Linked DNA regions of Homo sapiens: region 1 is linked to region 2. A link is an interaction called in ENCODE POLR2A ChIA-PET data of the cell type or tissue named here. Cell type or tissue: OCI-LY7. All regions are shown on one strand.

Region 1 (2,500 bases), 120 kb after region 2:
GGTAACTATGGTATACATTTTGCTACATTTAAGATTCATGTATTTTCTGCCCAGAATTTTTCTTTTCTTTTTTTGAGAAGGAGTCTCGCTCTTTCACCCAGGCTGGAGTGCAGTGGCGCGATCTTGGCTCACTGCAGGCTCCGCCCCCCGGGGTTCACGCCATTCTCCTGCCTCAGCCTCCCGCGTAGCTGGAACTACAGGCGCCCACCACCTCGCCCGGCTAATTTTTTGTATTTTTAGTAGAGACGGGGTTTCACCATGTTAGCCAGGATGGTCTCGATCTCCTGACCTCGTGATCCACCCGCCTCAGCCTCCCAAAGTGCTGTGATTACAGGCGTGAGCCACTGCGCCCAGCCTGGGAATAATTTTTTTCTAAATCTAGGGGGGCCGGGCACAGTGGCTCACGCCTATAATCCCAGCACTTTGGGAGGCTGAAGCAGGCAGATCACTTGAGGCCAGGAGTTCGAGATCAGCCTGGCCAACATGCAAAACCCTGTCTCTACTAAAAATACAAACATTCACCAGGCGTGGTGGTGAGTGCTTGTAATCCCAGATTTTCGGGAGGCTGAGGCACGAGAATCACTTGAACCTGGGAGGTGGAGGTTGCAATGCAGTGAGCTGAGATTGCACCACTGTACTCCAGCCTGGGCAACAGAGCGAGACTCTGTCAAAATTTAAAAAAAGAACTAAATCCATGTGTAGGTTGCTGACCCATAAAGGGGAAGTAATTCTGTGTAAGTATGTGTAACACACACGCATTCACACACACACACACACACACACACAAATAAGAAGCATATAATGTAACATATAATATAACATGAATAAAAAGTAGCCTTTTAAGGCCGGGAGTGGTGGCTCACGCCTGTAATCCCAGCACTTTGGGAGGCTGAGGTGAGCGGATCATGAGGTCAGGAGTTCGAGACCAGCCTGGCCAATATGGTGAAACCCCATCTCTACTAAAAATACAAAAAGTAGCCTCGTATGGTGGCACATGCCTGTAGTGCCAGCTACTCGGGAGGCTGAGGCAGGAGAATCGCTTGAAGCCAGAAGGCAGAGGTTGCAGTGAGCTGAGATCATGACACTGCACTCCAGCTGGGCAACAGAGTGAGACTCCGTCTCAAAAAAAAAAAAAAAAAAGTGGTAGCCTTTCTTGTCCCTTCTTCCTTTCCCCCAAGAGGCTCTACTGCAGGTGACATTCTGTGTTTTTTTGTTTGTTTTTTTTTTTGGCGTTATTATTTCCAAGGTAGGTTAAAATAAGCAAAGAGGGGGTCTGATAAGAATCTATTCTTGTTATAAATCTGAGTGGGAGGCCTTCTATAGTTTGACAATATTCCACAAGTGACTCTGACATGCTGTCCCTTCTGCCCAACCAAGGACTACCCATTCAAACCAGAGATTCCCAACACTGTCTACGTATTGGACTCTCCTGGGGAACTTCTGAAAGCTTATTGGATGCCCTGGTCTCACCCCAGACTGATTGCATCTCCTAGGATAGGTTGGGAGCCCTGGTCTAACTGAACCATGATGCCTCCTGCCTTTCGTTTCACGTTTTATAATTTTCAAAGCTCTTTCTCCTAAAGATCCCATATGATTTCCAGAACAACTTTTGGAGGTACATGGAGGCAGGTAGATGAAGGCAGCATGTGAATGCTTTGTCCATTGTGTTATTATTGCATTCAGTGGATGAAGAAATTGATGCTCAGAGATGTTAAACAACTTGCCCAAGCCAGTACAGCTTGAAACATAAGGGTATGGCTTATAACATAAAGGAAGGAACTTGAATTAAAACCAGTTTTTCCAATTTTTAGCTAGTGAGTATTGTATTACAAGGCATTACTGGCTAAAAGGGCTAAGAAAATGAGATAGTAGAAAACACATATTGGAGGTTTTCTTTAAATTTATATGTATATGTAAATATGAAGTCAATAGAATAAAAATGTAAAAACCAACAAATTAATAGACTGTGTGTAAAAGACATAAGAACATTATCTAGTATGATTGTGGGCATTAAAGCCAAACACATTTCATCGGCCCAGAATGGCCATTTCACCTCTAGCTTCTGAGTAGGAGAGTCGTGAATGCTTTGTCCATTGTGCATGTAAACAAAAGTCATATAATCTCACTTTTAACAGGGTCAGAAGAACCTATTTCTTCTTAACTATTACAAATGCATTTTCCTGCATCGATTGGAAATCCAGGACATCACTAAAGATTTTTCCATTTTGGCATGTCTTTAGGAGGAAGAAATCGTGGACTGGTGGAGTAAATTTTATGCTTCCTCAGGGGAACATGAAAAATGCGGACAGTATATTCAGAAAGGCTATTCCAAGCTCAAGGTACCTGGATCTATGCTGCTATGGGTGGAGAATCAACATCCTTTGAAACTGGCCACAGGCAGAGCTAAGAGGATGACTAAAAGGTCCCTTGGGTGGGTGCTAATGAGCAGGGCCCAGGAAAACCTCTGTCTTCCCGGAGAGCCCTCTTGCATGAGTTTCGG
Region 2 (2,500 bases):
GGATGTTGCAATGAGCCAAGATTGCACCACTGCACTAGATCCTGGGCGACAGAGTGAGACTCCCTCTCAAAAAAAAAAAAAAAAAAAAAAATTTGTAGAGACGAAGTCTCACTATGTTGCCCAGGCTGGTCTTGAACTCCTGGACTCAAGCGATCCTCTGGCCTTGGCCTTCCAAAATGTTGGGATTACAGGTATAAGCACCGCACTGGGCCAGGCCTTTTCAATAAGGTTCTGACACACTGGCTGGTAGGTGAACAGCAAAGGAAATGGTTCCGCGCAAGAGGGCGGGTGGTTTGGCTAAGAGAGCTGTTCAGTTCTCCCGGAAACCTTGTTTGGAGGCTGGCATTGGGGTTAATTACTGCAGTGGTGACCTCCGCAGAACTGAGTGAGAGGCAGGCGTAGCTAATCGGAAAACAGGAAATGTCCTGAAGAACGACTTGAGCCCTTGAGCACACTCAGAGTGTGCTCTGCATTTGAGTCAGTTGTTATGTTCTGAGCTGAAAATATTTTATTGCTTTCCATAGGAAGAAACAGTCATCTTAATAAAATTAGACGCAGGAGCCAGGTTGGGGGGTAGGTAATGTGGAGAAAGGGGAGGGAGTTTCCTGTAATTCAATTTGATGTTCAGTGCCTGCAGGTTTAACCTTTTTTTTTTATTTTTACAGAGGTAGAATAAAATAATTGACTAATATAAATATGTGACTGGCTGCTGATAAGAAAAATAATTTATCTACTTTTTTTTTTTTTGCCTGATGTGTTTATGTGTGAGAATAGGTTTTCAATAAAATGTAACATATACACATTTTGATAAACATCAGAGCCTCCTTCTTGAAAGAGATTGAGCTGGGTTTCTCCAGAAGGGTAGGAGCCAATGCCAGCCACTTAGTTTTTCCTTATTAGCTAGGGAAATGGGAGGTGCAGTGGTTAAATGCATGGGCTCAGGAGTCATACTAGACCTGGTTAGAGGGCTTCGTCCTAGCCCTGTGATCTTGAGCAAGTTACCTAACCATTCTGGGCTCTCTTTGCTTCTCTGCAAACTGAGGATAATAAAACAGTGCCTACGTCATAGGCTTGCCAGGAGGATTCAATGAAATGATGCATGTAAAGGGCTTAGCAGGCCGGGCACGGTGTCTCACGCCTGTAATCCCAGCACTTTGGGAGGCCGAGGTGAGCGGATCACTTGAGGTCAGGAGTTCGAGACTAGCCTGGCCAACATGGGGAAACCCTGTCTTTACTAAAAATATAAAAATTAGCTGGGTGTGGTGGCACACACCTGTAATCCTAGCTACTCAGGAGGCTGAGGCAGGAGAGAGATTGTAGTGAGCAAAGAGCGTGCCATTGCACTCCAGCCTGGGCAACACAGTGAGACTCTAACTCAAAAAAAAAAAAAGGTGGGGGGCTTAGCAATGCCCAGCCTGCAGTGAGCATCCCCTAGAGGTAATGCCATTAGCATCAACCTCACACAATGAGTGCCAGGAGCTGCAGGAAGTTCTGGTTGAATAGCTCCACCTGGTCTGTGGTCAACTGGCATCTGCCTGGACTCAGCCACTCCCCTTTGTTTTCAACACACAATTGAATCATGTGTTCAGGAACATGCATTGGGAGAATTGTTGGGCCACTTGGTTTTTCTCATGAGTTATAAAATTTTGAAGTTATAAAATCCAGTTTCTAATACCCTCCTCCTTTAAGTACTTATATCAGCCAAATGAAGCTTAGCCTGGTACTTGAGGCTTCACAGTGAGACCATAACCTTCCCACAAAGCCCGTTTGCCCCCTACCCAGTTCTATGCTCTTTGGTTCCAGCTGGTTGGGTCCTGGAGTGTCCCCAGATGTGACATAACTGGTTCTCCCTCCTCCATGCCTGATCCACCCACCCTATTGTGTCTACTGGAGTGAGCTCGTCTTCTGGCTCCACATTTTCAACCCCTCCTTGCCCTTGAATTCTCATCTAGCTCAGCCTCTGCATCTTCTGTGCACACAGCCTGAAGTCACCTTTCTTTCCTCTGAATTTTTCTGTGCATTGATACCCCTCTGATAGCAACTGAAGTCCTTTCTCTATCAGTCCCGTATAGCCACATTTCCTCTCCCCACTAGACCCCCTGAGGGCAGGAACCATGTCTTGGGTATTTTTGTGTCTCCTACAGTGCTCAATGCCTGGCAATTTCACAAACATTTGTTGGGTGGAAGAATGAAGGAGCTGATTAATGTTTGCGGAAGAACTCACTCAGTGAACCATTTCTGTGGGCTGAGCTGTGAGGTCTCTTGGCCTGAGCTGACCAGTCATTATTTCTGTTTATTCCCCCTCTGACAGGCAGGAAGAAACTTCAGGATGAGAATGAGACAGGCAAAAGCCTGGTGGAGCTTTGTGCTATTTCTTTTCTTTTCTTTTCTTAGATGGAGTTTTGCTCTTGTTGCCAGGCTGGAGTGCAATGGCGCGATCTAGGCTCACTGCAACTTCCGCCTCCCAGGTTCAAGCGATTCTCCTGCCTCAGCCACCCGA

What was found. Peaks named below come from ENCODE experiments on the same cell type or tissue, not always from the same donor. Only the 100,000 strongest peaks of a DNase experiment are listed, where the experiment ranks them.
Region 1: POLR2A ChIA-PET joins it to region 2 with 5 read pairs; 3 of 35 experiments call an interaction of 5 or more read pairs at or near these places.

Annotation. Positions count from the first base shown.
Region 1 is chr10:93,337,654-93,340,153 of GRCh38, reverse strand. It overlaps MYOF (myoferlin), which reads left to right. Exons shown (of 54, transcript NM_013451.4): 39 at 1; 40 at 2,241-2,339. Among named protein-coding and RNA genes, the nearest start is that of MYOF, 140 kb to the left of the region's middle. In OCI-LY7, no CTCF peak of the experiment used is centred here; no DNase peak of the experiment used is centred here.
Region 2 is chr10:93,460,986-93,463,485 of GRCh38, reverse strand. The region is part of intron 1 of MYOF (myoferlin); the gene reads left to right. Among named protein-coding and RNA genes, the nearest start is that of MYOF, 20 kb to the left of the region's middle. In OCI-LY7, CTCF peaks have their summits at 1,172 and 1,449; a DNase peak (open chromatin) is centred at 1,495; H3K4me3 peaks cover 434 bases; H3K27ac peaks cover 842 bases.